Regions from separate parts of the Homo sapiens genome. Here regions 1 and 3 are each linked to region 2. The links are chromatin loops, found by intact Hi-C in ENCODE. Cell type or tissue: heart right ventricle. All regions are shown on one strand.

Region 1 (8,000 bases), 70 kb after region 2:
AACAAGTAGTAAATTGAGCATAACACACCAGCTTAGTTTATTGAAGTTGTGCAGGAAAAAGAAAATTTATGCTAAAATGAATTCTTAAATATTTATCTTGATATAATAGATTACTAATTGTTGTACTAATGAAAAATACTTAAATACTACTTTTTGAGATAAAAGGAATAAGGTGATCTCCACCTGTATTTAAGCTGTGGTTACCTTATGCTTATATTGCAACCCTATTGTCAACCAAGATATTCATCAATAATTCATTTAAAATTTAGGATAACAAACAAACAAAAATCCCAGGTAACCCAAAAAAGTTCCTGAGAGGAAAATAATTACATCTTCACACAAAGTCTTTAGAACATTATATTTCATAAAAGACAATGATAAAAAAGTACAAACATTTCCATGAGAAGCAAAAAAAGAAGTGGGATACAAGAAATTACTAGCATTTATTTCAGTGCATTTATGTAGAAGCCTTTCATCTAAATAAATAAAATAATCTTAAGTACACTTCCTCTTTCTGATAAACAATACTATAACCATTTTAGTTCTCTCAACCGGCATACTTGCAAATACAAGACAATAAATCTACAACAGTATGTATTTGAAAAACACATAAAGAAATATATCAAAGACAAGCAAAGGCCAAATAAAATGACAAAATCTGCTTTCACTTGTAGGAAGCCTCCAGAAAGAGAATATTGTATTGGACATTTTTCCATTTTGTTTTAAAATATCAGTATCTTGGCTGGCAAAAGGGTATATAAGGAAATTTTTAATACATAACTGTATCTACTTAATATTATAAAGTTTTCTTACTGAATAACTTTTCACAAAAACAAAAACTTAAATGTAGATTTAAAAAATACTCATAAAACCCTAGTTTTAGCAAAGAATTAACTATCTCCACTGTGAATTATATATAGTTCCAGCAAATGTGTACTCTTCTCCTTTTCTTCTCTACAGACAGGCCCATTAGTCATTACTTCTTTCTGTAGTTGAAAAGCACCATGTAATTTTCCCAGTTAGTGCCATAGGGACCTCCTATTAGCCCTAGGTCCACATATACGGGTTTCTTGACTTTGAGACTAGGAAATACAACAGATAAGTTATCAGAAGATGTCTTCATAATTTCAGAAAGATCTCAATTTGCTTGACTTCATTTGTTTAGAAATGAAGTAATAATACTCCTTCCATAGACATACCTAGCATTGCACTGGATATGGAATAGGCAATCAATACATGCTCATTAATAAATCCTCCAAACATCCTATAATTTGCATTTGCAATGTATTTGTTAATCTTTATGTAATAATTAATACAATGAAGATAAACGGGCACAGCTCTGTCACTCTCACAGAAACATATTAAGTTCACTGTTTATAGGCAAAAATAATTTTAGGTCTACACTAAAAAAGCAAAACAAACAAACAAAAAGCAAACGAGGTGGTTTTCACAGGATGACAAACTATATTTCAAAACTGAAAAAAAGCAAAATGTTTATATCTCACTCCTGAAACAAAAATTAACATCAGACTTAAGAAAATAAGGCAGATACTAGTAGTACTAAGTTTTCTTGAAACTGTAAAATATATATAAAAATGAAAAGATACCGAATGTGGACAGCTCCACATTGATCAACAAATGTTAACATTCTCAATCTCTTTCATTGACTTTAAAAACTATGTAATAGAAACAGAAAATGAACTAATACACAAATGAAGTACAAATATCATAATTTTCAGAAGGTTTGATTTTTCGAGTACCATAAAAAAACTGAAATATAAATATTTTGGAAATAGTTCTAAGAAATAAATATGAAAATATTTTGTTTGGTATCATAACACAGAAGCTATCCATTTTCTCAAAGTGTAAGGATTCAATTATTTTATGATTTAGTTTGTGGTCATTTGTGTTATCAATATTGCCATAAAAATGACACTTCAAAATAAAACTTACAATCTGAGATAAATAACCATAGTTCTGTTTTAGGTAAACAATCCTTGAGGCAAATATTATCCAAACGTTTCTCATATATAGATTTCTATTGCTCATCATTGTTGTTGAACATTCACTTTATAGATATTTAATTTTTTGTTTAAAATTTGTGAAAATATCAAGATATTTTAAACAATCTTTATAATTGCTAATTTTCAAAAAAGAATACTGTTCGGCTTTACTGTGGAAAAATTCATCCAAAATTAAGATATGTACTTGATATCAGGTAGTAAGACCTTTTTTCAGAGAACAGTCATATGAAGATAACTGGACAAAGCCCTGACACTCATGCAAACATGTAAGATATTACATATAGAAGACATTATGGCATCAGTGCACCAAATAACTCATCACGTATTTTAAGACAATGCTATTAAATTATGCTTTTAGATACTACATATAGAAGACATTATAATATCAGCGCACTGAATACTGATCATGTATTTTAAGATAATTCTATTAAATTATACTTTTAGAAAGAAAATTTTAGTAATTAACACCAGAGATATAATCTCTTAAAAGTGAAAAAAACAAAATATAGTTTGAATGAAACTAACATTCAAGGGTCCCCTCCAAAAGTGAAATTCTATGTCTGAAAACTAAACTTAAAATTTGTTTTTATCTACTAAGTATTTATCTTTATAAAAATAGAATATTTAATTCTTATCTAATAGTATAATTCATTTGTATATTATAAGTACTATTGGGTTTTCTTCCATAGATCATTCTTTTAAAAAAACTGACTTGATTTCTTTTTAAATGAAGATACTTTTTTTTGGCTCTTCTGAACTGGAAATAATAAAAGTGCTGTTCACCGTGAATTTAAAAAAAATACACAGTATAAACACACAACCTTGGAAACATTTTTTGAGGCACAAAATCCCTGACACACCAGAGGTACATGGAAAGACATTTAACATAAAGAGATCCTTTATATCATGTCACATCACAACTTTTAAGATTTTTCTTGGTAATACTCATGCAATATGCATAAACAATATGGTTGTGATTTCTAGCAAAATCAGATGAGATTGCAAGCAAGGAAAAACATAGGTAATCCCGGTAGGAAGAAAAGCTATTTAAGTCCTTCCTTCTTTTCCTTTAAAGCCTAAGAAAGCTGTGACTTCTTCCACACAAAAGGCTGAGGTCTAAAGCTCAAAACTAGTATAACAGTTTACTGTATTAGTTGGCTGTCAATTATTGACAGTTCCTTCATTTCACACAAGGGTTAACCTTTGTTTAGTGATGTAAATTTAGTGAGTTTTTTTCATGCAAATAAAAAATGTCTATAAAAGTCCAATAAAGGTATAACCGATTACATGCAAAACTGCAACACATCTAATTTTTAAACAATTTGCACACATTAATTTATATCACATATATACAAAATATGTTTAAACGGAAATAAAAGCATTCTCTTGAATTAAATTATAGATTTTAGTATAAAAATTTTCTCTTCGGAGGGAGCTCTCTTAACTTCCGATCTTAAGTAGTGGCTTCCCGTTTCTGCGGTGCTCGCCACAGGGGTGTGTCTCAGAGCAGGGAGGACGGGTGAGAGAAGGGTGACTGTATATAGTCCCACTCTGTAAACACTGTGGACTGCTGGCTCTTCTCAGAGAAAAGGGCACTGTGACACAGCCAATCACTGACCTCCACTAAGAGCGCGCTCCAAGTTTATGATCCAGCATTGTGGTCTACCTTGCCACGACAGCCACTTCTTTTAATAGTCTTCGATTGGAGCTAACTCTGGCATGAGGTTTACAGATATGTTTGTATACAACCTATCAACCAGTATTTTTGGCCTATATATTAAATTGTTCAGTCCATCGATGTACTGACGCTCCTTGGAATACCTTAGTAATTTATACCTATAGTTTTAGAGGAAAAAACAAAAAAGCAACAAAACATGTTCAAAAAGGAAAACTGATAAGGACTGTGTTCAAGGTCATCTTATAATTAAAGCACTTAATGCCCTTTACAATTTCTGGTTCTTGTGCATAATTTAAGAATCTCTAAACCATTATTCTAAATTAGCAATTTTACTACTCAAGAAATGCCACCTGAAAAAATTATTTTGCACTTTTACAATTAGACATCTTTAATAAATAAAACATTATGCTTTATGTTACGTAAATACTTTTACATAAATAGTTAACCGGGCTCTTTAACGTAAATATGTGTATTTATTAATGTATATATACGTATATCTCTTAAAAACAAGCATCAAAAATGCTTCCTTTTGTAAAGATTCCCTTCAGCAAAAAATACTTCCCTTCCATTATGAAAATTCCCTTCAGCAGCTTTTTTGGGGTTCAATGCATTTTTATTTACCTTTCATTTATTCAACAGCTTTGGAAACCTTGGTATCTGAAGATGACATTCAACTTACCGTCCTAAAAACTGGACTTCACCTCTATGGTGATGAGGAATTGACTTGTATTTTCCTAAGTCTCCCTCTGGTCTGGTTACATTATATCCAGCATAGTGAACTCTACAATGCCATATATGGAAATGAAAATATAGAGAAATAAAATATGAAAATGGGTTATGTGAGTTCAATTTTAAAACACAAAAGAATGCTCTAATCCAGGGTTCCCCAACCCCTGGGCCACAAACCAGTATAGGTCCATGGCCTGTTAAAAACTGGGCCGCACAGCAGGAGGTGAGCGATCATTACTGCTTGAGCTCCACCTCCTGTCGGATCAGCGAATGGCATTAGATTTTCAGAGGAACACAAACCCTATTGTAAACTGCACATGTGAGGGATCTAGGTTGTATGCTCCTTATGAGAATCTAATGCCTGATGATCTGAGGTGGAATGGTTTCCTCCCGAAACCATCCTCCTGGGTCCTTGGAAAAATTATCTTCCAGGAGACTGGTCCCTGGTGCCAAAAAAGTTGGGGACCGCTGCTCTAATTATATGCTGCCAATAATTTCAGAAAGCAGACTTAATGAAAAAAAAAGAGAAATATAAAACAGGGTTTAGAAACCTCAAACATATCCCATCCCAAAGAATGTTCTTGGAATGGATAAGTACTACAATTTACCTAATATAAATAAGATTTATAAAAATTCTATTAGTGAACAATTTGTACCTCAACATACCTGTTCCAAAGGTCATCATCTTCTCCTCCCCATCCCCAGAAGGCATTAGGAAAACCATTGATCTTTCTAAATTGTTCCACTGTCAGCCCACTTACACCACCAAAAAATTCTTTATATGGAAGACTAGAAAAGAAAGACACAGTATTCTAAAAATAAAATCATAATAATTTCCCATGTGAAATGAAGGTTTCAGCCTTTTATGTGCTTTGCAAAATATGCCCTTATATTCTATATAGACAATTATGTTAGAAAATGTAAAGTACACCAAGACATAAAACATTTTTATATTCTAGTGAAACAAGTACATGTACATGTGTTATGTTAAATGTAAAGCACTTATGGAAACCTAAATTTAATATTTAGTATACAAATAAGACTCAAAATAAAATCTGTAAGGCTCAAAACCCAGTGCCCCCAAATTGTATATTTTCACAGCAAAAGTAAACATGATTAAATATATTTATAATGGTCAATGCATGTCAGATGTTCCTAAACTAGTAACACTGAAAAAATTAACTGAATTATAAACGCATTATTTATTATATAGAGCAGGATAAATATCAATTACAAAAGACAATTCTAGCATTTAATTGTCTAGCTACCTACTTTTATAATGATCTTATCTGTTGGAATTATACTCTCAAAATATTCATGGATATTTACAAATATATTCATTTTCAATGCATTGATATTTACAGAAATAACTATTTTTGTTTGGATTTTATTTTCCTTACCCTTTCCTAACTCATACTCCAAGGAATGTGTCAAACGATGCAATGTTTTTAAACTTTTCTAAACTATATTTTTACTTAGCTAAACTGTGTGTTTAGGTATAGATTGGCTTTCTGACATTTAGGCAGCATCCCTAGACCTGCAATCCTGAATATATTCCCATGGACTGAAACACGCCCCTGGGGAGCAGATGCCAGAGCAGAGAAAACGTGACCATGCACAGCACCCAAAAATCAAGCTGAGGGAAACCTGGCTGCAACCACAGCAAAGCTGTCTCAGAGGAGGGAACTTTTTGTTAGACACTCGCCTCACATTCTGAGAAGGACGTGCTGTTTGCCAGCTGGGGTCTTGTGTGGCACACAGACCAGGGAAGACTGGTTCTTTCATGGAAGCCTAGGGTTGTAGGAGAAAGCAGTCTTGCCCTCATCCTAGGTCAAAGGTACTCCAAGATGGTAACAGCAACACTGATCCTAAAGACAACCATACTCTCCTGAGACCTCTCAAGGCTCACACTTGGGAGCTTAGTGTTCTGGTATTACAGTAAGACTAGCTGGGGGTTCCACAGGGCCAATAAGCATTCTTGGCACCGTGTACTTCCCACATCAGATGGATTATTCTTGCCCAGGCTAGTAGTTTAGGAAAAACCTGAGATCGTCAGATAGGGAAACATGAATAAATGTGTCTGTGTGCTTATTGACATGTATAAATCAGCAAGCCTATCAATTCCATTTATTGCTCTAAGTGGAAATAATCAATTGTGCTATATGAATAATGGAAAGTTATTAGGTAAAATGAAGGTATAACAGATAAACTAAAGAAGAGAAAACAAAACCCAACAAGTCAAACTCTTGCAGTGTTTATCTTACACTGTAAAAGTGGGAGAGACACTACACCTGAGAGTCTGAGTTCTCTGGTCAGCAGTAGTGTGGCCATCACTGTGGGGCAGGGACGCTTCACCAGGCTTCATCCCACAGCTGAAGTCTATGCACTGCCCAGACCAGGCCTTGATCTACTGCCATTCTCCTAGAGCTACATTCTAATTTCTCTACAAACGTCCAAGATGCCTAACCAATCCAGGGACTAGTCTAGATGGATATGAATACAGCTGACGCTTGAACAACACAGGTTTGAGCTGCACAAGTCCACTGATATACAATTTCTTTTTCAATAAAAGTTACATAGAATGTGCCTCTCCTGCCTCCTTTTCCATCTTCAATTCTTTCACCTTGCCACCCTTGAGACCCCAAGACCAATCCCTCCTCTTCCTTAGCCTACTCCACGTGAGGACGATGAGGATGAAGACCTTCAGGATGATCCACTTCCACTTAATGGACAGTAAATATATTTTCCCTCCCTTATGATTTTCTTAATAACATCTTTTCTCTAGCTTACTTTATGGTAAGAATATGGTATACAATACATATAACATACAAAATATGTGTTACTCAATTGTTTATATTATTGGTAAGGCTTTTGGCTAACAGTAGGCTATTAGTAGTTAAGCTTTTGGGGAGTCAAAAGTTATACTAGATTTTCAACTGCATTCCGGTGGCTGGGGGAGGTGGTCACCACTGTAACCCCTGCATTACTCAAGGGTCAACTGTATTTTATTAGAAATTGATATTTTCAAGTTAACAACAAATTATTTAGACAACAAATTCATTTAGAATTTAACAATAAATTAATTTAGAATTCTTAGTTTATATGCCCTTTATGATTTTTTTTTTTTTTTTTTTTTTTTTTTTTTTTTTTTGTGAAAATCGGTTACCCTGGATCTAATGTGATTCTAGCAAACTGACTGAAATCAAGTTTCCAGAAGTGGTAAGAACCAGATTGTTGCCGGGCACGGTGGCTCATGCCTGTAATCCCAGCACTTTGGGAGGCCGAGGCGGGTGGATCACAAGGTCAGGAGATCAAGACTATCTTGGCTAACACAGTGAAACCCCGTCTCTACTAAAAATACAAAAAAATTAGCCAGGCGTGGTGGCAGGCGCCTGTAGTCCCAGCTACTCGGGAAGCTGAGGCAGGAGAATGGCGTGAACCCGGGAGGCAGAGCTTGCAGTGAGCCGAGATCGCACCACTGCACTCCAGCATGGGCGACAAAGCGAGACTCTGTCTCAAAAAAAAAAAAAAAAGAAAAAGAGAACCAGATTGTGAACCTTGATGGCCTT
Region 2 (8,000 bases):
TGTAGCACCTCTGTTGACCTTTCACCTACACCCGCTTGTGTTTACTTTTTAATTGGTTGCTCTTACTGAGGAAATATAACTAACAACAAAATTTCCTCTCAACCTAAAAAACCTTTCCACAAAGTAAAGGAGAAAGAAAACAGTGTCATCATTGAATAAGCATTAAACCCTGAAGGTGAGGCACATCACAGGTAGCTCCTAAAGAAACTGCGGGCCGGGCACAGGGGCTCACGCCTGTAATCCCAGCACTTTGGGAAGCCGAGGCGGGCAGATCACAAGGTCAGGAGATCAAGACCATCCTGGCTAACATGGTGAAACCCCGTCTCTACTAAAAATACAAAAAATTAGCCGGGCATGGTGGCGGGCACCTGTAGTCCCAGCTACTCGGGAGAATTGCTTGAACCTGGGAGGCAGAGCTTGCAGTGAGCCGAGAGCACACCACTGCACTCCAGCCTGGACAACAGTGCGAGACTCTGTCTAAAAAAAAAAAAGAGAGAGAGAGAAAAGAAACCACAGGCTGGGCACAGTGGCTCATGCTTTTAATCCCAACAGTTTGGGAGGCCAAGGCGGGCGGATCACCTGAGGTCAGGAGTTCGAGACCAGTCTGACCAGAGAAACCCCATCTCTACTAAAAATAAAAAACTTAGCTGGGCAGATGGCAGGTGCCTGTAATCCCAACTACTCAGGAGGCCGAGGCAGGAGAATCGCTTGAACCGGGAGGTGGAGTTTGCGGTGAACTGAGATCGCGCCATTGCACTCCAGCCTGGCAATAAGAGTGAAACTCCATCTCACAAAAGAAGAAAAAAAAGAAATTGCAAAGACAAAAAGTTCTTGCTTTTTATGCAGCCATTTAGAACATACCTGTTCACAAGATAAACTATAGCTTGTCCTCAAGTCAGAGGATTTGACAGCACCGTTTGTCATACATAGCTCATCTTAAACTCACCTAGTAATTGAGGGGGCTATTGTGTTTGCTAATTGCCTTTATTCAAAGAAATAATAAAACTTCTTAGATCTCTCTGATAGGTAGCTAGTTATAATTTGGAGCGAGCACCCATGGAGATGGGAAGATAGGGAGGCTAGCTTCCTTGATGTTAACATTTCAAAAAGATAGCCCCAGGTCCTTCAGAAGGACATCCCTGGTTATAAAGCTGGCAAAGGAGATAGAGAAAGAAGTAACAACTGCAAGTTTTTTAAACTAAATACTCTAAGAAAAGAGAGATGAGAGATGGCAAGGGAAAGTTTTCCTTGTTTGCACTAGGGAAAATTCAGTTTTTTTCCCATTTAGATTTGTACTTACATTCTAGGGCTATGCTCTACGTGGCAAGCGGCTACCAATTGGACAGCACAAATCTAGAACATTTCTATCATTGTGTAAAGATTTGGGGGGAACTTCAGAGTGAAACCACCTTTGCAAAAATTATAACAATGAGAAAATTACAACATGAAAGAGATCTGATCTAACCAACCCCTATCTTGCCTTTAACCTCCAAACTGCCTTTGGTCTTTCCTGGGCTTAGGCTAAGCTAACTTTGGGAGAAATTTAGGTTATAGTTTACATGAGAAGAACCTTTCCCTAAAACTAAAGCACCTTTATAAAACTAATGAAAGCCCACCAGGTTAGGAGGATGAAAGGGGCTTCTAGTCTGCTAAGGTGTAGGAGTAAACAATTACCATCCATTATTCGGGAAGTGACAAAATTTGCAACTTCCCCAATTACTCTGGCAGATAACATTATTATAATAGAAAATAAGACTGGCCTTTTGGGATGTCGTTTGCTACTTTTGCATTTTTGACGACTGGATACCCACGACTCTTGGCTCAACTGCTCCTGTGGCCCCCATCCTGTAGCAGACTTGGTGCACTAGGACCGTTTTCCACACCCCTATGATTGCATCCCCAACCAATCAGCAGCATCCATTCCCCTATCCCCCTGCTGGCCAAACTATCCTTGAAAAACCCTCACCTCCGAATTTTCAGGGAGATTGATTTGATAACAATCTCCCACGTGGTATGGCCAGCCCATTTCAATTAAACTCTTTCTTTATTGTAATGTCATGGTCTCAGTGAATTGGTTTTGTCTGTGCAGTGGCAGGAAGAACCCATTGGGTGATTACAATGGTTCTGGAAATTACAATATGCGTCTTTAATTTATCACAGTCAACCTTCAGATATTCTACTATTTCACAAATGATATATGTGAACCTTGAGCTTGCACTTTGTGGATCTTGCTATGCCATTCAATCTCTGACTTTCTTTCTACCCTCGTGCTAATCAAGAAGCTTTCAGCATTGTCTCTGTCCCTCACACCTTCCATCATACCCCTGCCCCACTTGCTATAATGCATTATTGGCATGATATGAAACATACAGTATCAAGTCCATCAGTGGATGGGAATGGACTCACATTGCTCCACAGATTACAAAAACCCACCTATCCAGATTGAAAAACCATGTGATGAGGAATGTGTGTCTCTGTTAAAAATCCAGATACACCCTGGGCCGGGTATTTTCCATTTGCCTCTTCATACTCACTCTCTGCTCTTCTTCACCCTGCTCTGAGACCCAGGAGCTTACCTTTTATGGATGTTTCAACGGGCACTGCTTGCTGCCTCTGGCTTTTAGATGGGCTTGGCCAGTGATGGCCTTGGCTAGAGATTGGTGAGAAAGAGAAAAATGAGATCAGGGCATCTCTCCCTCTACCTCCCTCTGTCATGCATCTCTCTATAGAGCAACTCCCTCTCTGAGTTCCTGGACCCACGCTCTCTCCTTGTTCCTTTAGGCCTATTAGTAGTGGTTGCTTCCTTCTCAATTATTACCAGACTTGAAACGGTCCCCCAGTGTTGACGAGGATTGCATGCTGAGTTCTGAACAGAAATATATTTGTAATTAAACATTAATCAGGCTGCACTTTGGCCCACTTCGTTGTTGCTAAAAGTCAGGTAGCACCAGGTACTGACCATTTGCATTTCCATTGTTCCTATAGATAGGATCTCTGAAGTTAGGGTCATAAAGCTGTTGAAGAATTGATTTGCATCCCGCATTGTTCCCCTGTGTACTGTCAGTGGGTATTGAGATAAATGAAGGCAGGAATGGGCCTTTTTGATGTTTGTCACCTCATACTTACTCCAGTATCAACCAACAAAAGAAATAGCTGGTGACTGAATGAACAGAGGGCCAGTCATAGGAAGAATGGTGAACTGTGGTGGGAGGAATTTACCTGTCTCAGAGGGTAAGGGTTTTTGGTACATTTAAGCAGGACAATTGCAAAAATCCAAACAAAATTTTCAGACTGGTTTTCTAAACCTGCACATGATTCATTTAACTGACAACATTTAATCTGCTGCATCCCAAGCCCAAGTTAGTTCTCATTGTTAAGTCTGAATTGATGGATTCTCAATGGGTTTGAGGGATTCTGAGGAAAACTACAGAGGTTTCAGTGCAGGACACGATCTATTTGCAATGGTTCAAAATCTCTTTCAGTTCCTATATTCTGGTTACTTGGATTGTTGGAGATTTTACTCACTGTATTAAAGATCTGTTTTATTCTTCTTTCTTTTTACCCGAGGCTATACATTAAGACGTACCCTATATGTTCCCCTGCCCCTCGTCTACAGCTTTCAGCTTCTTCTAGCAGGAAGTTTGGTTTTGCAACCCCTCTTGAGTTGGACCCTTCTAAAGTAATCTTGAGTTTCTCATTCCAGCCTCTCCAAGGACCACATCTATTGTTTCCCTAGTTTACATGGGTTCTTTTTCAAAGAAAAACACTGGATTGGGATACTTCAATGAAAGAAGTTGGAAAACGCACAAAATACAAGCATCTTAAATGCTTCTAGATATACCCCAACTAGATGTACCAGGTTGAATTGGCTTAGCAGTAAACTATATGTATGCTCACCTAGTAATAATCCATGTGTTTCTACACTTAAGAGATCCTCTGGACTACAGAAATAAGATGGAACAGAAGCACTGTGGCATAACTATGAGTGTTATATGCTTTATGGCCACAAGATGGCACTATGCACGCAGTAAAAGAGGCAAAGTCAATCTATCAAAGCTAGGAAGAAAAAAAAAAATCAAGCAATTTAATAAGTTCGTGAGCAACACAAACTTGCAAAGGCCAATTCCTTCCTTCACTAATTGTGACCCTCTCAGATAAAGTGTGATACGCTTCAGAGTTGCCTGAGAAACGAGACCTGGATTACGGAAGTCTAATAAAACCCATACCACTCTTTGATGGTGAAATACAAAATGTCTTTCTGAAGGTCAGTCATGAGCCTTTGGTTCTATCAAAAATGCTGCACTTTGGAGGAAATGACGCTGGCCAATGGATTTACGAATAACACACTCAGCCTGCTGTGGGCTATCTTAAAGAATAGATGTTGACTTTTTCTGAAATATTAGATTCAACTAAGCATATGTTGAATTCTCACTATGTGCAGAGCCCTATTTAGTGGCTTTAAAATTACTCAAAGATGAGTAAGGCCCAGACCTTGCCCTCCAGAGGCTCACAATATAGTGGAGGAAGTAGTTACAAACAGCTTATTCTGAAAACCAAGACACTGTAAAAAACAACATATCAAAGATAGAAAGAAAATGCCAAGGCTGATTGGAGAGATTAATTCTTCTTTTGATTAATTTCTCTTTGTCATTCCCAATTCCTCCAAGTTGAAGGGGAAAGGGAATGTCTAGGAGCTCTTCTTAGACAGGTGGGCTTTCGATGAAAATTGGAAGTTAATATAGTTAGGATACGGTCCCCTCCAAATCTTAGTTGAAATGTGACCTCCAATGATGGAAGTGGAGTCTGGTGGGAGGTATTGGATGATGGGAACCGATCCCGCAGGAACGGATTCGTGCCATCCCCTTGGTGATGAGCCAGTTCTCGCTCAGGTCGTTCACGCGAGATCTGGTTGTTTTTTAAAAGCGTAGCCCCTCTCTCCCCTCTCTCTTGATCCTGGTCTCACCATGTGATACACCCACTTCGCCTTCCGCCAATAATTGGAAGCTTCCTGAGGCCCTCACCAGAAGCAGATGCCAGCACCACACCTCTGGTTCACCTGCAGAACCGTGAGCCAGTTAAACCTCTTTTCTTTATAAACTACCAGCCTCAGGCCAGGTGTAGTGGCTCACACCTGTAATGCCAGCACTTTGGGAGGCTGAGGCAGTCAGATCACCTGAGGTCAGGAGTTCAAGACCAGCCTGACCAACATGGCGAAACCCGTCTCTACTAAAAATACAAAAATTAGCCGGGCGTGGTGGCGGGCGTCTGTAATCCCAGCTACTCAGGAGGCTGAGGCAGGAGAATCGCTTGAACCTGGGAGGCAGCGGTTGCAGTGAGCCAAGCGCGCCACTGCACTCCAGCCTGGGCGACAGAGTGAGACTCCGTCTCAATAAATAAATAAATAAATAACCAGCCTCAGGTATTTCTTTATAGTAATGCAAAAATGAACTAATCCAGAGAGTAAGTAAACAGGAGGAAGGACCACCTAGATCAGAAGCTTACCTCACACAGGTGAGGGTGGCTAGCGGGTAAGGGATTAGAGGCGGTGAGCACAGCAGAAGGTGTGGGTGAAGAGGCAGGTACAGGCCACCCTGTGGAGGACTTGGAACAGCAGCTAAGGCTGTGGGACCAGACTCTTTATGCAGTAAAGAGCCACAGACAATTGTGAGCAAGACACCTTATAACCAGGTTTTAGAAAGAATCCTCAGCTGGAAGGAGGAGATTCTGCAGGAAGAGGGTGGGGGAAAGTTGAAGTTAACTCCAACCAAAGTCAACCTTAAATATTAACCTTTTTTTCTTCTGACTTTCATTGACTTTTCCGTGCATTTTCAGTGCCCTTTTCTTGCTGTAAAGTAAATTTTAAATATTATGTCAATAGGTCACAGAGGCAACAGACAGGCAAGGTATGGTTATGAGAAAAACATTTCCCTAAACAAAATTAGAAGACAGCATTTGATGAAAGATTTTTTTCCTAACTTGTGAGTTTGTTTACATAAAAACACTTACAAAATTAGTCAATCAAAATAACATGGAGTCATTTACTTAAAGAATTCCTTACGTTTAAAAATAAAGTACTTGAATATGGAATCAACCTAAGTGTCCATCAACTTAAGTGTCCAATTTAATCCATCAACTGGATTAAAAAACTGTGGTACATATATACCACGGGATAATACTCAGCCATAAAAAAGAATGAAATCATGTCTTCTGCAGCAACATGGATGGAATTGGAGGCCATTAACCTAAGTGAAATAACTCAAAAACAGAAAGTCATTTGAGACCAGCCTTACCAACATGGAGAAGCCCCATCTCTACTAAAAATATAAAATTAGCCGGGTGTGGTGGTGCATGCCTGTAATCCCAGCTACTCGGGAGGCTGAGGCAGGAGAATCGCTTGAACCTGGGAGGCGGAGGTTGCGGTGAGCCGAGATCTCACCATTGCACTCCAGCCTGGGCAACAAGAGTGAAACTCTGTCTCAAAAAAAAAAAAAAAAAAAAAACCGTATGTTCTCACTTATAAGTGGAAGCTAAACAGTGGGTACACGTGGGCATACAGAGTGGAATAATAGACACTGGGGACTCCAAAAGGTGAGAAGGGAGGAGAAAGTAAGGATTGAAAAATTACCTCTTGGGTACAACGTTCACTGTTCCGGTGATGGGTACACTAAAAAGCCTAGATGTAACTGTTATGCAATCCGAGCATGTAAACAATCTGCAGCCGGGCTTGGTGGTTCATGCCTGTAATCCCATCACTTTGGGAGGCCAAGGCAGCAGGATTGCTTGAGCCCAGGAGTTCTAGACCAGCCTGGGCAACATAGTGAGACCTCGTCTTTACAAAAATTTTAAGAAATTAGGTGGCCATGGTGGTGTACACCTGCGGTCTCAGCTGCTTGGGCGGCTGACATGGGAAGATCACTAGAGCCCAGGAATTCAAGGCTGCAGTGTGCCATGACTGTGCCACTGTACTCCAGCCCAGATGACAAAGACTATGCTTTAAAAAAATGAAAATTTAAAAATCCTGCACTTGTACCCCTGAAATATATAAAAATAGAAACAGAAACATAAATAATAATAAAATGCATTTCTTTTACACATAAAACAAATAAAAGTAAAGTACTTGAAATTAGACGATTCCAGAAAATTGTTGACATGTTTGTTCCCCTAACAATTTGGTACTTTGGTCTCCTTTATGAAACTGTGAAAGCTCCGAGCCAAAAGCTTTGTCTTTCTTCATTCTTGCATCTTTAGTACATATCACAATGCTTTATATATGACACGTGCATGACTATTTGTTGTTAATTGAATGGTATATCATATTTCAATAGACATTTTCCCCAACATTCTATTGGAAAACTTTTCACACACATAGCAAACTGAAAGAATTTTCAGTGAACACTTGAATTTCTACCACCAAGATTTCACTATTAATATTTTACTGTTCTTAGTTTATTACATATCTATCCATGTCTGTATCCATTGATCAATCCATCTTATTTCTCTTGGTGAATTTCAAATTAAATTATAGCCATAAGTATACTTAAATACATCCATACGCTGAACACATCAGAGTTGAATTACAGTTCAAGATTTATTTACATTTTTTTTCTTCTGAGGCAAAATCACATAGCATGAAATGCACCAATTTTAAGTGTACATTTGCTAAGTTTTGAAGAATGCATACACCCGTGTAACCAAACCCCTTTCAAGATGTGAAAATGACCATGACCCCAGAAAATACCAATACCTCTTCCTGCTCAGGCCTCATCTCTATCTCTGAGAGGCAATGACTTTTTTATTTAAATTTTTTTTAGTTTTGCCTCTCCTAGAACTTTATATAAATGGAGTCATATAGTGTGGACTCTGGAATAGACTTCTATCACTCAGCATAATTTTTTGAGATTCATCTAGGTTGTGTGTACCAGTAACACATTTCTTTTTGTAGAAAAGAAACTATTTTGCAATGGAATGCAGTAGCGTTCTATTGTATAATTATGTCAAAA
Region 3 (8,000 bases), 420 kb after region 2:
AATTTAAATTAACCAGTTGTGATGGCTTGCACCCATAGTCCTAGCTACTCATGAGACTGAGATGGGAAGTTTCTTGGGCCCAGGAGTTTGAGGCTGCAATGAGCTATAATGTGCCACTGTACCACAGCCTGAGTGATAGAGTAAGACACTGTCTCTTAAACAAACAGGCTGGGCTTGGTGGCTTATGCCTGTAATCCCAGCACTTTGGGAGGCCAAGGTGGGGAGATCGCTTGAGGTCAGGAGTTCAAGACCAGCCTTGCCATGATTGTGAAACCCCATCTCTACTAAAAATACAAAAATTCACTGGACATGGTGGCACATGCCAGTAATCCCAGCTACTCAGTGTTGGAAATAAGAGCTCAGAGTTGTAAAGAAAATGAGCATTCAAATAAAGGATTTCTCAGCAAGGCAAATGTGCTTCTGCAGAAGGGTGCTGCTCATTCTTGTCACTGCAAGAGCACACTGAACAAAGAAGGGAATGGGTTTTTATCCCTAACACAGTCAGTCCCTACTACTGTGTCCAGTCCCCATTGGCTGGGGTCAGACTGCACAACCTAAGCTGATTCTGATTGGCCACATAAAAATGGAGCAGGGGTGGGAGCTACAGCGGTGGGAAGAGCAGTTTCGGAACTAAGGGTGCCAAGTAATGCACAGATGTGGATTGTTACAGATTGGGAACGGATGTGGGTTACAGATTGGGAATGGATGTGGATTACAGATTGGGAATGGCTGGAAATTTTTTACCATAACTAGGGGCAAGGAGGCAAGGAAGATAGGCTTTGAAAATAGAGGACAATGGATCTTTGAAGAGGAACTCAATGTTTCCTACTACTTCCCCCTCTTGATTTTCATAATTCTTCCTCTTCAAACTCTTTAACATGTCTTGACTCTGCTGTTCTGCTTGGTTTTCTAAAAGTAGGAGTTTATCTGAGTAAGGTGGGGGAGAATTAAAGGTTTTGGTGAGAGCTGTTTCTATAAGTCTCTGCACCAATCCATGAATACAGGGTATGATGCAGCATCCTACAAGAATAAGTACACCTATAACAATTGCAAGAGGTAAGGCCTTGTAATGCCTTTGTAATTGTTCCACTGGGGGCTATGTTATTAGGGATGGAATAAGGACAGGACAGACTGGTTGGTAAGCTCTTGGAAGGGGTTAAGCTCACTGCATCCCATTACGTCTCCAAGGAATGCTAAGTTTTCCTCCTGTCATGAGAGACAGGAGGTAAAATTGGCATCAGGAGACAGAGGCTGGATGGCCCTCGGAGGCTGACCCACAGGGTGTCAGACTTTAGGGAGTAGCAGAGAAAGAGATCAGCAGAATTCATTACCCCAGGCTGTGGGGTCTTGGAAGAGAGCTACCATAAAGCTCATGCCCTGTCGAATGGAAGACCATCCAAGTGGTCACTGGGTATGGAAGGGATAAAGGAGGTATAGGAGGGTTAAATTGTTATTAGCTTTAGTTTGGTAGGACTCTCCTCCGGAACAATGGCCCATGACTCTGGAAGTGGTGACACCTTCTTGACTTGGGTATGATGAGTCCATCCTCTTTCTGCTGTTTGGACTGCAGTCTCAGTGGTTACAAGCACTAGGTAGGGTGCTTCCCAAGCTGGTTCTAGTTTTCCTTCTTTCCAACTTTTGATGAGGACATAACCCCCAGGCTGATGCTGGTGTGCTGGGAACTCTAAGGGTGGCACCTGTGCTAAAAGACCTTTAGTTCTGAGAGAAGAGAAAGTGGAAGATAGACCGAGTATATAATTTCTGAGAAACTGATCTTTTGTTTCAAACATAGGAATGTCAGCAGTGGAGTGTAAATAGGGCAGCCCATATAGCATCTCATAAGGGGATAAACCAACATCTTTCTGAGGGGCAGTTCAGATTCTTAACAAGGCAATGAGTAGGCATCTAGTCCATGGCAACTGAGTCTTTTAAGACTAATTTGGTTAAGTGACTCTATTTTCTCCACTCTTCCCCAATGAAGGTGGGTGCCAGGGAGTATGGTATTCCCATGTTATGTCTAGTGCTTGGGTTAATTTCTTAATGACATGCACAGTGAAATAAGTCCCATTATCTGAACCAATATTTTCTGTTAGTCCATACCTGGGTATAATATTTTCAATCAATGCTTTGACTACATTATTAAGTTGCACTTGAAAAGGGAATAGCTTCCACCCAGTGAGTAAGGTGATCTACTATCACTAATAAGCACTTTAGGCGAATGAATGAGGGCATTTCAGTGTAATCAACTTGGACACTTTGGAATGGTCTTAATCCTGGACTTCTTCACCAAGGGGTGGTTTTCTAAGGGTCTACTTATTAGTCTTTTTGCATATTAGGCAACTATCTGTAACTTGTCTTGCCAGAGTATAAATTCTTATACATCCATAAACCCTGAGAACTGCATCACACATAGCTTGAGGTCCCGTTTTGATGCAAGTGAGATAAGACTTCTCTCATGAGGGGTTTGGATAACATTTATCTTTGGTCTGGTAGCACCCATTTCCCTTCTGAATTTTCTTTGGCACCTATTTTCATTGATTTCTCCCTTTCAGTGGAAGAGAAGATGGGGACTGGTCAGGGGAGGAAGACAAGGGATTAGGTGAAAAGTGGGTGTTTCAGAGGAAATGGCAGCTTGTTTGGCTATTTGATCTGCAAGGTTATTCCCTCGACTTTCAAAAGAAAGACCTTTTTGGTGTCCTGGGATATGGACAATAGCTGTCTCTTCTGGCAGCTGGAGGTTATCTAATACTTGAGTGATTAATTGCTTGTGGACAAGGTCTTGGCCTTTGCTATTGAGACCTCGTTCAGTCCAAATTTTCCACAGGTGTGAGCTACCCCGCCTCCAAGGCATACTTGGAATCAGTATAAATAGTCCCTTCCTGGTTTTGCAAGTGTTTCAAAGCCTGATTTAATGCAAACAATTCACAAGTTTGGGTGGACGAATTGTTAGCCAATCTTCCTGACTATATTTCTGCAAGAGCTTCCCCATCAACTACTGAATACCCATTATGTCTCTTTCCTTCAATTACCCAGGAAGGGCCATCTATAAATAAATGCTGTCCTGTTTTGAAAGGGGTCTCTCTTAAATTGGGCCTGACTTTTGTGTGATAATCAATTAAATCTAAACACTGATGCTCAGGTCCTTTTAGATTTGGATTTCCTGTTAGAAAACCTGCTGAGTTAAGTGAGTTATCAGTGGTTAGTGTTAAATCATCTCTTTCTAATAGGATAGCTTCATACGCTAAAATCCTTGAGTCAGTGAGCCACCATCCTGCTTTCTGGTTTAAAATAGCTCTAACTTGATGGAGTGTGCTTACAACCAAAATTCCCCCAAAAATTAGCTTTCTGCTTTCTTCAGTTAACAAAGCAGTGGCTGCAATAGATTGAACACATTCGGGCCATCCACAGGTTACGGGGTCTAAAACCTTTGATAGAAAGGCTACAGGTTGCCAGTGGCCCCCATGTTCTTGGGTAAGTACCCCTAAAGCTACCCCCTTGTTTACATTAACAAAGAGGTAAAATGGCTTTTCTAGGAGTTCCTGCTTAGTTTTAGGCAAAGTTAGGGATACAATTCCTTCAACTCGCTCAGGTCCTATCCTTCGTTTGTCCTTACTTATTAAGTGCCCTAAGTATTTAACTTCAGGCTCTACAAATTGGAGTTTTCCCTTTGAAACCTGTAAGCCTTTTTATCCGAAATGGTTAAGGAGGCCAATGGAGAGTAATTTCAGTGGGCCTTATCCTTTGGAGCCCCCTGCTGGAAGGTGGATAACATAATACTTGCTTTTTGTTTTTGCTTACGTATACTTTCTGAGCTTCCCTAAGGAGTTCATTCATGGGACGGTCTTTTCAATTCTCTATCTTTTGTCTTTAGCATTCCCTGCCCAAGGGGATCTTCATATTTTCCCAGTGAGCTGCATTGTTATTGTCCCACTGGGGGTCTTAGGCGGATAATTTTTGGTCTGCGGCGGGAACATTTTGATGTGAGAATGTTCGTGTTCCCAAATTACCATAGCAGCTCTACAGATTATTCTCCTTTCTTCCCCTGAAAAGAGGATGCCCATGATGGACATTAATTCAGCCCAAGTATATAATTGGAGTCCTAAAAATTGGTCAATTTTATCTGCCACTCCATAAGGGTCATCTAACAGTGGCTTGACTTTTTTTTCAAATTTCAAACTTCTGAGCTGGTTAAAGGGACATTCACAAAGCCAATGGCTCCCCCTCCTATGGGCACCTCTCTTAAGGGGAGGAATGTTGGAGCTGATTCCCTAGAGGTAGAGGGGAAAGGGAAGTTCTGAATATCCTTTTTACATTGCTCTACCTCACGTTGAAATCCTTTTAGGGAAGGGTACTTAGGAGCAGGCTCATGCAATGATAGTTCCCAAAAGTCAGGGTCATAAGGAGGAGGAACAACGTGAGTAAGGGAAGGATCTGGGGCAGTAGTGGCTGTCTGAGGGGGAGGGAAGTTAGGATCAGGGGCATTAAGCAGGGGAAGGTGGTCTACAGGATCCCATACTCTGGTGGACTGTTTGGAGGTAAGGACCCTATTCTTTTCTGAGGAGTTGGTTTCTGACTTACTTCCTGTAGTTTTTAGGGGATAAAGGAAGACTGGGGGTTTCCCATCCTGGAGATTTGACCTGAGGCCCAATCCCTCATCCTAGAGATTTCTTACCTTTCCTTTCTCTAAAGGCTCAACCCCCCTTACTGGAGATTTCTTGCCTTTCCTTTCTCTAAAGGCTCAACCTCCCTTACTGGAGATTTCTTGCCTTTATCCCGACCACCAAGGAAATACTGTGTCGCCCCCCACGACGTTTCTTACCTTGGTCTGTGCACAGAGTTACCTGGTTGCTGCAGTATGTGAGGATCCTTTCTGCCCACATTGCTGAGTGTCCAGATTTATTCATCACACCGGGTAGGGCCCAATTCCTTACCCTGAGGCCACCACAACAAGGCAGTGGGATGCTTCTCCTCATGGGAGGGGACTGAAGACCCTTTCCCAGAGGAGAATGGGAATCCCAGATGAGCCCGGGAAATAAGAGCTCGGAGTCACAAAGAAAATGAGCACTCAAATGAAGGATTTCTCAGCAAGGCAAATTTACCTCTGCAGAAGCGCTGCTCGTTCTTCTGGTCACTGCAAGAATACACCAAATGAAGAAGGGAATGGGTTTTTATCCCTAACACAGTCAGTCCCTACTACTGTGTCCAGTCTGCATTGGCTGGGGTGGGACCACACAATCTAAGCTGATCCCATTTGGCTACTTCAAAATGGAACAGGGGTGGGAGCTACAGCAGAGGAAAGAGCAGTTTCGGAACTAAGGGTGCCAAATAAGGAACAGGTGTGGGTTGTTACAGATTGGGAATGGCTGTGGGTTACAGATTGGGAACAGATGTGGATTACAGATTGGGAATGGATGTGGGTTACAGATTGGGAACAGCTGAAAATTGTTTACCATAACTAGTGGCAAGGAGGCAAGGAAATTAGGCTCTGAAAATAGAGGACAAGCAGAACCTTTGAAGAGGAACTCACTGTTTCCAACATCGGGAGGCTGAGGCAGGAGAATCGCTTGAACTCAGGAGGCAGAGGCTGCAGTGAGCTGAGATCATGCCACTGCACTCCAGCCTGGGTGACAGAGTGAGACTCTGTCTCAAAAAAAAAAAAAAAAAAAAAAAAAGCAAACTTGCAGAATATGACGCTAAAGTTTTATGGGACCTTTAATTTTGTATCCACCTTCTCAGTATATTTGATATACTGGCTTCACATGGATACTTCACCTTTTTCAAGGATCAATTTCATTAGCATCAGTAGCCACTCTCTTTTTTATTTATTTTAACTTTCATTTTAGTGTCAAGGGTACATATGCAGGTTAGTTATATGGGTACATTGCATGTCTCAGGGGTTTGGAGTACAGATTATTTCATCACCCAGGTAATAAGCATGCTATCTGATAGGCACTTTTTCAGTCCTCACCCTCCTCCCACTCTCTGCCCTAAAGCAGGCCCCAGTGTCTGTAGTTCCATTTTTTGTGTCCATGTGTATTCTGTGTTTAGCTCCCACTTACTACTTTCATTTAACTCAACTTTGAAGCAATCTGCCAGCTCAGAAGTGATTCTTGCCTGAACAGAATTCCACTGGATAAGACCTACTCCAAGCATGAATACATAGTGAATGTTGACCAGCTATTGTTGGATATTGGCAGCAATAAATGATGTCATGTTTTTTCTCCAAGAGGGAAAGGAGAATGTTATCGGAGGAAGCATCCATAACAGGAAACTGGCATGATCTGTTTTCTAATGTCAATATGAGTCATATATTTATTTATTTATTCTTTTATTTATTTTGAGATGGAGTCTTGCTCTGTTGCCCAGGCTAGAGTGCAGTGGTGTGATCTCGGCTCACTGCAACATCCACCTCCCGGGTTCAAGCAACTCTCCTGCCTCAGCCTTCTGAGTAGCTGGGATTACAGGTGCCCACCACCATGCCCAGCTAATTTTTGTTTTTTTTTTTTTACTAGAGATAGGGTTTTGCCATGTTGGCCAGGCTGGTCTTGAACTCCTGACCTCAAATGATCCACCCCCCTTGGCCTCCCAAAGTGTTGGGATTATAGGCATGAGCCACTGTGCCTGGCATAGATTTATTTTTTTGAGCAGATTACATGTTTCTCTGAAATGAGGAAATGTTTTCTGTGATAATGATAGTGATCATGTAAAAGAATGGCCTGATCTAAAGGAATCACCGTTTTGTCCAAACAGGTGGTTACTGGGAACAGAATGTAAAAATAATTTGCTCACTGTTGTATCTCCAGCAATTGATACAATGCTTGGTAAAAAGCAGATCCTCAAAAAAAAAAAAAAAAAAAAAAAAAAACAACTTTAGAAAGTAAATAAAGAAAGGGGGAAGAGAGGAAAGCCAAGAGAATGAGGAAAGAAGTTTCAAGAACATCAGATAAAAGCCCAAATATTGATGCAGGAGAGGATCTCCAAAATCTATGTCCAACTTCCTTATTTTAGATATAGGAACTGCAGACACAGAGGAGTTCACTAACTTCCCAGGGTTATAATATCTCAGGCTAGATGGTTACTGTGTCATTCCCAGATGTTAGGATTTTGGACTGGTGTGTGTGTGTGCGTGCGTGCACACACGAGAGTGACTGTTGCCCAAGATGGAGTGCAGCCTAAGTAATTTTTGTGTTTTTGTAGAGACAAGGTATCCTCCCCCTGTTGCCCAGGCTGGTATTGAACCCCTGGGCTCAAGTCATCCACCAGCCTTGGCCTCCCAAAATGCTGGGATTACAGGCATGAGCCACTGCACCTGGCCAGGACTTTGGACTTCAGTCTTCTTAATGTAACACTAGTGGAGCTACAGGAAGTATCATCAAAGGAAGACCCTGGGATCTTGCACTCTGACTCCAGATTAGCATGCTGAGATTGGAGGAAGCTTGAGAAGTCTTAGCCACAGACTTGGAAGAAACTCTGGGATTTAAATGAGAGAGCAAAAGCAAGACATAGTGGAGCAATTTAATTCTAAACACCAGACTAAAACTGAGCAAATCCACAGGTGCTGTTATTTCCTTACTGTCAATGGTCTATACTTCTCTACACACATGCACCATTGTCCCCTCTTGCTAACAATCTGGGTTAGACTGCAGTAGTTAAAACTCAGGGACAAAAATTAGCTCTCTCAGAGATTATAATTTGCCAGTAGAATTCAGAGACTGTGATGGCACAGATGATAGTGGCTTCTCTCGACATCTGTACTGGGGCATGTGAATAGATGTAATCCTTGGAATACAGCAAAAAGTTCTGCAGCCAATCATTGGAAAAAGTGGAGTTACACAGATTTCTTCACGGTGAGACTTTATAAGGCCTTTAACAAACTAATATGAGTTTTGAATCTCAAAAAGGCAAATTGGTTCGTAGACTTTCCAAACTTTTTTGACCCGTACACTCCCTACTTTGATTTTGAGGACTTATTTTCCAAGGGACTATACTTCCCCAATGGT

Evidence for each region. Hi-C counts contacts between places; a loop is a spot of excess contacts. Peaks named below come from ENCODE experiments on the same cell type or tissue, not always from the same donor. Only the 100,000 strongest peaks of a DNase experiment are listed, where the experiment ranks them.
Region 1: a loop joins it to region 2, with 2.1 times the contacts of the local background. A loop is called at or near these places in 11 of 110 quality-filtered maps.
Region 3: it touches region 2 in a loop (8-fold over the local background); 53 of 110 quality-filtered maps call a loop at or near these places.

The regions. Positions count from the first base shown.
Region 1 is chr18:31,621,902-31,629,901 of GRCh38, forward strand. B4GALT6 (beta-1,4-galactosyltransferase 6) reads right to left here. Exons shown (of 9, transcript NM_004775.5): 7 at 5,098-5,220; 8 at 4,382-4,483; 9 at 345-3,860. The coding sequence ends at 3,713. Among named protein-coding and RNA genes, the nearest start is that of TTR, 34 kb to the left of the region's middle. In heart right ventricle, a CTCF peak has its summit at 4,691 (motif pointing left); no DNase peak of the experiment used is centred here.
Region 2 is chr18:31,552,066-31,560,065 of GRCh38, forward strand. DSG2-AS1 (DSG2 antisense RNA 1) reads right to left here and starts at 4,846. Exons shown (of 6, transcript NR_045216.1): 1 at 3,898-4,846; 2 at 2,577-2,650. In heart right ventricle, CTCF peaks have their summits at 4,016 (motif pointing right) and 4,215; no DNase peak of the experiment used is centred here; H3K27me3 peaks cover 664 bases.
Region 3 is chr18:31,973,718-31,981,717 of GRCh38, forward strand. No RefSeq gene overlaps it. Among named protein-coding and RNA genes, the nearest start is that of TRAPPC8, 35 kb to the left of the region's middle. In heart right ventricle, CTCF peaks have their summits at 3,755 (motif pointing left) and 3,956; no DNase peak of the experiment used is centred here.